Regions from separate parts of the Mus musculus genome. Here region 1 is linked to region 2. The links are chromatin loops, found by intact Hi-C in ENCODE. Cell type or tissue: gastrocnemius. All regions are shown on one strand. Each heading gives the region's core, and the rest is flanking DNA. Links, peaks and the distances in the headings are about the cores only.

Region 1 (5,389 bases), core at 76-5,075, 1.8 Mb before region 2:
AAATGGATGTATCTGGAGGATATCATCCTGAGTGAGGTAACCCAATCACAAAAGAACACTCATGGTATGCACTCACGGATAATTGAATAATAGCTCAGAAGCTCGGAATGCCCAAGATATAATTTGCAAAACAGATGAAACTCAAGAAGAAGGAAGACCAAAGTGTGGATACTTTGCTCCTTCTTAGAAGGGGGAACAAAATATCCATGAAAGGAGTTACAGAGACAAAGTTCGGAGCAGAGACTGAAGGAATGACCATCCAGAGACTACCCCACTTGGGGATTTATCCCATTAATAACCACCAAACACAGACACTATGGCAGATGCCAACAAGAGCTTGCTGACAGGAACCTGATATAGCTCTCTCCTGAGAGACTCTGCCAGTGCCTGACAAATACAGAAGTGGATGCTCACAATCATCCATTGGATGGAGCACAGGGTCCCCAGTGAAGGAGCTAGAGAAAGTACCCAAGGAGCTGAAGGGGTTTGAAGCCCCATAGGAGGAACATCAATATCAACTAACCAGTACCCACAGAGCTCCTTGGAACTAAACCACCAATCAAAGAAAACACATGGCTGTAGCTATATATGTAGTAGAGGATGGCCTAGTCGGTCATCAATGGGAGGAGAGCCCCTAGGTCCTGTGAAAGTTCTATGCCCCAGTATAGGGGAATGCCTAGGCCAGGAAGCAGGAGTGGGTGGGTTGGAGAGCAGGAGGAGGGGGAAGGGGATAGGCAATTTTTGGAGGGGAAACTAGGAAAGGGGATAACATTTGAAATATAAATAAAGAAAATATCTAAGAAAAAAGAAAATATCTTTAAAAAAGGAAAAAAGAAAGAAACAAAAATACTTATTTAAAATTTCAAAAAAAAATAAAATTTTATTTTAGCTTCATCTATCCATTCTCTCATTTTGGGGGAGTGGTTTGTTTGTTTGCCTGGTTGGCAGTAAGAAGCACAGGTGATTAAAGACAGGGCTAGCAAATGCTCTCCTACGACGCTACTTCCATAGTTCTCCTCTTTTTTATTCTATAGACTTTTCCTTCTCTGCAGAATTTCTTTAAACCTTCAACATATAGCTGGCACAGGTTTTTATGTTCTGTTTTGTTTGTTTGCCTTTTATCCTGTTTGGTGTTTGCTGAGTTTCCTGGATATCTGTTTTACTGGAACATTAAGTTATGAGAGCTTGTTTGTCATATCCCGACAAATAGTGCCTCTGTGCCAGTTTTGTGTGTTCTTGCACGCATATCCACTACATACTTTTTGTAGTTTTCTCACAGTTCATGGACTTTATGTTCGTTTTCCTTCCATCTATTTCCTCTGTTCTTTTGAACCAGGAAGTGGTCACGTTCTCGAGTTCACAGCTCTTCCACGGCTGTGTGCAGTCCACAGTTCTGCCCATTAAGGCCTTTGTCCATTTTTCTCTCAACTTTTGATTCACAGTCAACACATCTTTGTGATTATTTTTTTTAAAATCTTCATCTCTCTGCTCATGTTGTCTATCCGATTTTGCATATTGCTTAACTCTTCTGCTAAAATTCCTAGTATGTTAGTCATATGTATTTTAAAACATTCTAATCTGACTTGCTATATTCCTGCCATATATGCCTGCTCCAATACCTGCACAGACTCTTCCAATAGTATATATATGGTCGAAATGCAGACAATAGCTGATGGAGGTACCCAGGCCTGTGGATGCATCTGGAACACAACCTCTACAGTGGAGTGTCATATAAGAGAACTGGATTTGAGTTATTGTCTTTGTGTTTTTGTGTGTGTGTGTGTGTGTGTGTGTGTGTGTGTGTGTGTGTGTGTGTGTGTGTGTAATTAGTTAAGGCAACTACTTTGAAATATTTTGTTTCCTTATCTGTAAAACCTGAATTACCAGTGGTGTGCTGAGGCTTATTCCTTGAAGTGCCTCTATTTCAATTTTACAAAATGTGAAACTTAGTTGTAAAAGACTATCATTTAAACACACACACACACACACAAATTGCATAAGCTTCTGATTATATTGTTAAAGGCAAAATACTTAACTTAAAACTTAACTTTCTTTGTTTACTTTGTGTAAAAGAAACCTACAGCTTCTTCCAGCACACACACACACAAAAAAATGGACTAGATTTCTACTATAAAGTTTATCAATAGGCAAGGTTTCATTTATAAAAGACAAAATTTTCTGCTTTTTAAAACTACATGCTATTTTTATTTCACGCCTGATGAAAGCTTTCTGTCTCATATGGTTATTATGGGCTGGGCTTTTAAATCTGGAGTCAGATCTGTATAAACCATATTAAAGATGTATTCAATCTTAAATTGTATTAAGTCATTTAGCCATCTGTTTTAGAGAGAGATACCAAGTGCTTAAAATTAAACTTGACAAATATTTCATAAAAAGTTAAGTGTGAAATAGAATGGTATTTAAAAATCTCAGGCCTTCGCTGACACACTTTTCCTTTTGGCCACAAGATGGCGCCTTTGCATTCTGAATCTCCACCAAGAAACACAAACTTTAAAATGGTCGACAAAAGACTTTAAAGTAGTCTGTATCATTTCCCTCAAACACTCTCCACTATACCTTTTGGATTCGAAAGAATAAAGGTGACGTGTACATAGAAATGGATTTCCTTTTGAATCCCAAAGGACAATTTATATGTGTTTTGAAGCTGGGTGGCTTGATCTGTTATTTCTGTGCGTCACTGAGAAAAATCCCTTCAAATAGCCAACATCTGTACGTCATTACACAATTCTCAAGGCAGACATGACTCCCGAGCTAGCGCTTGTGAAATACTAGTCACAATGGAGTGTTCTCTCGACCCAAAAAGCAAACGGTGAAAAGAGAGTCTTTTGGAAACAGAGGCACTGCGCATGTATCTCCCGTCTGTTTCTGCTCGCCCTAAGAGGCTTTGCATTTAATCCTTTGCTGTTTACCCTAAAAAAGACTGTATGGCTCATGCAGGTTGGGTTTTCATGGAATTTTAAGACTGGGGAGTTGAATGTCTTTTATTCAACTCCTTAGGCAAAGAAAGTATTCCTTATCTACCATCTCTTGATCATCTAGCTGTCCCATCAAGAAATCCCTCTTTGGTCAAAGGCTACATCAATGAAAAGGTGGCTAACTTTTATTTTAATTTAATAAATCTTTCCCGGACTGTATAGCTTCTAAAGAGTTTTGTGAAGATCAAATATCTTAAGATTTACTCTACTTTGGCTTTCAAATCAAGCTTCTGTAGAAGCTTGTGTTTGAAGAATAATCAGCCGGAGCCTGTCAGTAGGGCTTTTAAAGATTTTCTAATGCAATGTTTTGGTTCTGTAGATGGAGCTTTTGAGAAACTACTTACCATTGAAAACAAACAACAACAATAACAACAAATCTAAAAAAAAAATCCAAAGATTTGTGCAAAGAGGACTGTGCGTCCCTCTGACTTAATCATGCCTCGTGTAGGAGTCCCTCGGACTGCTTGACCAGCCTGTTATCAAAGGCTGTCCACCAGAAGATATGCTGTTTGTGTGAGGGTAGACTAAACTTATACTCGAATGGAATTATGATCTCATGGTTTAAATTTTTTTTAAATTTTTTTGTTTTTACTAAATTTATAACCTCATGCAAATCTACATTTTATTCAAGTCTTTGTGTAGTCAGGGCATGGGGTTGAGGTAAATTGAAGCTGAAGGTCAAAGAGGTAAGCACAGGGTCATACCATGGAGGCAGCCAGTTGTCCCCTTCTCGAAGGGCTCACCTTCTATAAGTAGCTCATGGTCTAAAACAGCTGCTTAGCACCTCCCAAGGTCTCCAGAACAATTTTGCTTGACCTTTTGTTAAAGACTGCCTCCACTAAGCAACTGATTTTCCTGTTCCCAAGGGTGGAAGGTTGAGACAGGTTTTACGGCGCTGTATATTAAAATTGGATCAACTCACATGGGTCCCAGGCAGCACGTGGACCCCTTGGTTATCTAAAAATAGAGACCACAGCTACAATTCTTTAACTCAAGGACTGAGGTACCTGGGCATAGTTATACCCACTTGAGTTATTTCCTGAAGAGATGATTTAACAGTCAGGGACCTGCTCTAGCTGCTTAAATTAGGACTGAAAAATCTGTGCCACAGCGTGCGTGGGGACGCTAGCCAAATCAACACAGAGGTGGTCCACATCAATGCTAGATTAGCAGTGCTAGAGAGTCAACTCCTCGGGGTAAACCTATCCGTGATAGGGATGGTTTCATGAGAAATTCCTTGAAAGGACACTGAGCTCAAAATGATTCAACTGACTTTGACCAGTTGACTATGCCCATTGTCCTCTTAAGAAGGCCCTGCCATGATGTGAAATGTATTTCGGGGATGTCATGATGTTTATGAGAAAATAGGCTGCTCTCCTCTCCTCGGGATCATCTGCAGGGTTTTGGTATGGGGGAGGGGGTGGCAGAAAGAGTGTTTCTGAGGACTGAACCACTGTCAGCCACATTTCTCCCATATCTAAGCTCTATGAAACTCTTCTGTGCTCAGAAAGCTCCTGACCCAGTTGAATGCTTAAGGGCTTTGTGGAGACGAATCTGCGTCATACTATATAGAGTTGCCGTTTATTTTTCTTTCCCTGTTCCTTAAACTGGCCTGCTTGGTGGTTCTGCCTTGGACAGTTGCTCTTCGTGTATTGAATTGAGGAGAGGAAGCATCTAGAGCAGCGGCTCCCAACCTTCCCAAAAGCTGTGACCCCTTATTACAGTTGTGGTGACCCTCCCCACCACCATAAAATCATTCTGTTACTACTTCATAACTGTAATTTTGCTACTGCCATGAATTGTGATATAAATATTTGATATGCCGGGTATCTGATATACGACCCCCAAAGTGGTTGCATCTCACAGGTTGAGAACCGGGGATCAAGGTCGTTCTACTCACCACTTGCTAATGCAGGTCGACTAGCCAATTATTGGCCTTTTTAGTTCTCCATACTGTGCCTGGCTAGAGTTAAGTGTGACTTAGGTTGAGTGCAGGCACCACCTAAGGAACCTCTTCGTTTGCCAAGGATGACAGAAGACAAGAAACTAGTCTCCTGCTCTGCAGGCTTAAAGTTTTGCTGAGCACGGCAGTCTGGGCCTTGAACCAACCCATTATCCTGTCTACTAAGATAACGCAAGGATTCATCTGAAAGGGGAAACGAAGTTTGCCAAGCAGTCTGGGTGAGAAGGTGAGGGAAATAGCGGGCCACTGTGGCATCAGTACTCAGGGAAGCGTGCCCCATGGCCTGTCACTTGACTGTGGCATCTTTCAATTTCTATTCAAAAGTCTACCCACCGGTACCTTGCAAATAATGAATTGTGGCCGTTGACATCAATCCCAACTGGAATTCCTTCTAACATCTGACTAAGTTTGTCAGAGGGTAATTATTTAC
Region 2 (5,389 bases), core at 282-5,281:
AATGTATCTTTAAGAATTTTGCATGCATTATCATTATTATCATTATTGCATAAAGGAGTTTAATTTCCATAGAAGAAGAGCTATTCAAAATAATATTACATATACTGAGAAGTTGCCAGGTACCAAAGGAAAGAATTAACTTTTGGAGCAAGGGTCTCACTGTAAAGCCATGGTTGACATGTCATCCTTGGTACCCATCCAGGATTACCTGTGCTGGGATTTAGGTATACACCACCCAGCCTAGATCTTATTTTAATTTTCCTAGGCGTTGTCAAAATTTTTCTTTGCTTTATTAAATGAGTTTATTTTCACAAATTGTGTTAAAAGTAAAAATATATACATGAAGTTTTTTTTCGAGTAACATCTTTTTTATATTTACAATGATCAAGTTTATATTCTAAAGTCTCTAAAGTACTGGGGAGGGAGAGGGGTGAAGAAACACAGCAGGCCCTTTGCTTGATATGTTTTTTTTTTAATCCTCTAGTGAATTGAACAATTTTTTTTTACCCAAATTTTTCTACTGTTTACCAAAAAAAGGATTCTGATTTAAACGACTAAAGTGTAGAAATCAAAAATCTACCTTTTCCCCCTATCCTTTGGGACAGACCATGTTTAGCATTGTACTATTATTATTTTTTTTTTTACACTGACCTGAACTGCCATTGGACTGAGAAGATGCTATAGAACAGTTGCAGTTTTGTGAAGGCAGACAGACCAGTGTGTTCCAGACTCTCCATTAAATGACTAAAGACTTGGCCTCGGCTCTTCTCTAACAGAGTGCAATCTAGACTACTAACCCACTCCAGAGCATGGACAGAGAAAGCAACTGAGTAACCTAAAATACTTGGTGGTTTTGTTTACTTTTAAATGTGTGGATGAGGCAAACTTTACTCCTGGTAGGAGGAGAGCCAACACACAATCAGGAACTGCACTTGGTTTTTATCTGAACTCAGGTCGGGAATGAATGTTGTTTTTTTATTTTTATTTTCCCCATTGCTTGGGTCTAGCCTTACAGTCCTTTTCAATTGTCTTGTTCAAAAAGAACTGATACACAGGAAGTGAAGGGGAAAAGGGTCACTTCTCCAAGATGTCCAATTCCTAGAATAACTGCAGAGGGGACTGACTTCCAGTTGGGGAGGATTAATACATTTGAATAAAGGTTTCACAAGATGGGCAAGATATAAAGATCTAAATCCCTTGTCCTAAAAGTTTTTTATAGTATTTGAAAGGAAAGACATATATTTAGTATTTCTTACAAATGTATCTTATTTTCAAAACCCTTTCTTCAGACTCCTCAGAGTATTGCCTCTTGTCTGTGTCCTACCTTGGAGTGAGCCACTGTAATATGGTGGAAGCTCCTCTTTACTAGTAGTTGACTCAAGAAAACTGAGTTAGGCCTTTAGTGAACACAATTATTATTCTACATCTTCCATTATCATGTTTTAAGGGGAGCCTGCCTTCCTGGGGTGGTGTCCTTGGCCTGGAGATCAACTGACTTGGTTAGAATTTTACATCCTCAACCAGGCCAAAAATTCTATTCTCTGAACCAGGAGAACTCTTGTGTTATTAGGCCTTCACTGCTCTAAAGCACTTGGTTTTAAGGATGACAAAAGATTTTGTTTGTTTGCAACATTTTTCAAATTGTTGTTTTATATATTGTAAAAACAAACAAACAAACAAATGGATGTTAATATAGTGTGAGAAACTGGAGTTGTTGACATCCGCTCCGTATTCAATCATTGTCCAAGGGTCTTCAGAGTCTTCATAAATTTATATAAAATAAAGTTAATGAAGAAAGATACAGTATTAAGAAGAATTTCTGTACTATTTCTGGCATCATCGATACTACTCAGACAATTCAGCATTTTCTTTTGGTTAGCTTCTTTCACTTGTGTGTTTAGGATAAAAGATTTAAGAGAGATTAAAGAAGCCATTTTCATGTAATGTTATGTGCACATTCAATTTATCACGTTCCTTGTGTTTTGCATTACCTAATTGATTAGTAACCAAAACTTGTGTGACAAGATTATTTTGTTCATCGTGATGTGGATGATGAAATATTAGGATGCCGAGTAACTCCTAAGCCACAAAAAAGGTACTTGCATATTTAAGACAACCCCAATAAGCAAGTCTTTATCTTAAAGTTTATCTTATGAGGTATTCTGACATAACTCATAGCTCAGCATCTTTTTCACGGACAATGATTCTGGCCCCTTTCTGTTTTTTTTTTTTCTAAGAAGATTAACGTTATAAAAATTATTGAGTAAAGTAGATTTTCTTGCATAATTTAAAAGCATAATACGTATGTGTGTTTGAAAAGATCAATAATTTCACCATTCAAAAAGTTAGAAAACTTTGATGAGGTATGTTACATGAATTCAAATGTACAGAAGTTTTCAGCGAATGAACCATGCATCAGATTTCAATATTCTAGTCATAGCCTTTAAAGTAAACTTGAATTTCTTATAAGATTCATTGCTTCTATTGTGTGAGTGCAACTTTAGCCTAAGAGTTCCTGGACTGTGTGTGGGCGTTCATGGGCATATTTTTTATACTTTGGCTCTATCTAGTGGCCTGGAAAGAAATTACATGTAGGTGTGATACAGTACAAGACTTGGAATTATACAGTTAAAGAAAAGAAAAGTGAAAGGAAGGATGGAAAGCTACGTGTATCTAGTATATTACAGCAGGGTAGTTTTGTGATCTTGGAAACTACTATGTTTTTGTTTTTGTTTTCTGAATGTTCTCTTCAAATTAGGGAACTGCTTTTGTATGTAAGCCACATTCAAGCTGTGGCATCTTACCTTTTACGAGAATCAAAGGCCTTCAGTTCTTTCATTATGTATTCCTCTAAGATTTCTGTCTTATAGAAGAATAGAATCTGCATCACTTATAGCAGAAGTGAGACAACATCCTTACCACTTCTCCAAGTCCCCCATGTCCACGGCCCCCACTCCTGTGTCAGAGGAAGAGAATTTTGCGGAGGTTCTCTCTGAGTGATCTGTTCATTTTAGTGACGCAGAGTTGGAACAAGATTATTGAGTTCCGGACATTATTTTTAATTTAACAATCTTTGGATTCTCACATCAAATCTATGCTTTCCTCCCCATTTCATGTTTTTCCACCTTGAAGGTCACAGCAATTCTTTGAGCAGTAAAACCATAGTATTTGCAGCAGAATGTGTGTTTCCTGTAATTGCTTTAAACAGGTAAACGCCGGTGCTCTAATCAAAACGACCATTTCATCTAAACAGTAAGCTGCTGGGTTTTTTTTTCCCCCTTCCAGGAGAACATGTAGCGTTTAACCAAGAACACCCTTAAGCTTGTAAAGGAATGGGTAATTTAAAGTAGCTAATGGGGATGACAATGCAGCTTGTACTGCTCGAAATCTAATTGTCAATATGAAAGCCTCTGCAGATTTTACCAGCAATAACTTCCGTGCTGCTAAGCTAACCTACAGCACTTCCAATTCAATCCTGCCAGAGCAGCAGCCATGTACACTCAGCATTGCGGCTCAATCAGTCTTGTCCTGAGCAGCCGGAGATTTCAAAATGGCTCAACTGATTGGCTCTCCATGAAACAGTGCACCTGGTTTGTGCCTACACAGATGGGCATACTTCGCTTATTGGTGGGCATCTTAGTGGCTTTTAGAGATGTGACTACTGAACCGGTTTGACTGTTTGAAATTGCAATGCAGTCTTCTGAGCCAAGAGAAGGTCATTCCTTTTGAAGAAAAAACTTTTTGAAAAATAACAGGGCCTCCATAACGCTGTGCCCCTCCTGATTTAATTTTTAATGGCTTTAAAAAAATAAAAGAAAACCTTCTACATCAGAACAGCTTTAGGTTTGCTACTAAAAAATAAAATACTGAATGCTCAGACTCTACTCCCAAATTTTCAGGCATTTGATTGCAGCACACATGTTGGAAATAATACTGAGAGATTATTAGATAAAAATTGATGCCTGTTTAGTTTTTCCTTAATCTTATCTTACTTTTGTGAGATTGTACTCATTAGTAATCGCTTCTCTCTTACTTAATTTTACTCAGAAAGTTTGCCATCCCCTAACTTGTAAAATTAATCAATTAATTGTGCGTGTGTTCGTGCTTGCATTATTTTCATGGTTGGACTAAGGAGGTGTATTTCTATGAGAAAACCAGAGAATTCAATACCATTGCTGACCATTTTCTGAACTCAGACTGTGAATTCAGACTTCTGGTGTTGAACTGAACACAGACTTCTCAGTGTTCTTGGTAACCTTAATATATTATCTAGGAGGCAAATGTCAGTTTTCTTCATTTTTTTAAATATGCATATGTGTGTGCCTGCATTAGCTTCAGTTCACCACATGCATGCAGGGGCCTGCGGCAGGCAAAAGAGGCTGTCTGACAGGCTGGACCTGGAATTGCAGGTGGTTGTGAGCTGCCTAATGTGGCGACTAGGAGCCAGTGCATTAGAAGAGTTAAGTGTACTCTTAAGTGCTGATTCATCTCTCCAAAGATCTTGCATTCTTCACTCTTCCAAACAACTTTCTTTTGGAGAATTTCATGTATCAACACTGAATTTACATCAGTTACACCTCATCTTCTTTCCTGTCCAACTTCTTTTTCCATCCCCAACTTCCCCTAAAAATCATATCCTTGTCTTTAATTGTATATATTATGCACACATACAAATGTATAGAGCCCATTTATTATTACTCATATATAATGTGTTAAGGGCTGACCACTTGGGGTAGGATGTCCTAAGTTCCTCTTCCCTTCTCATCTCCCCATACTTCATTCTTGGATATGAAGTAAGCTCATGAGGTGAGTTGACTAAAACTGCAGGGAGTTTTGATGATGACTGTTTTTGGATTATTTGGACTGCTTCTGTGTGGAAGACCTGTCTGTTCTCCATCATCCATTTACTAAGTACTTTATCTTAGGATGGGTTTATTGATAATTGTTTTTCTCAATTTGTGTTTTCATTAGTCAAGCAAACACTTATAATTATAAAATTATAATGTAATTTTGGTAAAAATAGTTATGATGGATGGTCTTGGATCATCATTCTTACAGAAAAATAAAATTACAATGAATTCAATAAATAATATTTTCTGAATAATCAACTTTTTAATTGGTGATTTTACTTGTCAGTTGTTAAGTTAGAATTTCATTAATTGGAATCACAGAGATTCAATTCATAGGCTCCTCAGGGTTACTTATAGTATGGATATTTTTTAGATTTTTATATGTTGTTTTTACATTTTGATGTCAACAAATTCTCTGCAAATTGTAATGTGCAAATTAATTTTTAGCAATTTAATAACAAGTTTTCAATTAATTTAAATTTATAGTATCTTCCTTTTATTTATTTGAATAAAACAAAGGAAAAATTATTTGGATCATT

What was found. Peaks named below come from ENCODE experiments on the same cell type or tissue, not always from the same donor. Only the 100,000 strongest peaks of a DNase experiment are listed, where the experiment ranks them.
Region 1: it touches region 2 in a loop (10-fold over the local background); 27 of 42 quality-filtered maps call a loop at or near these places.

The regions. Positions count from the first base shown.
Region 1 is chr2:57,916,652-57,922,040 of GRCm38, reverse strand. No RefSeq gene overlaps it. Among named protein-coding and RNA genes, the nearest start is that of Galnt5, 79 kb to the left of the region's middle. In gastrocnemius, for the core only: a CTCF peak has its summit at 2,462 (motif pointing right); DNase peaks (open chromatin) are centred at 2,465 and 4,107; H3K4me3 peaks cover 349 bases.
Region 2 is chr2:56,111,841-56,117,229 of GRCm38, reverse strand. No RefSeq gene overlaps it. Among named protein-coding and RNA genes, the nearest start is that of Mir195b, 670 kb to the left of the region's middle. In gastrocnemius, for the core only: a CTCF peak has its summit at 2,582 (motif pointing left); no DNase peak of the experiment used is centred there.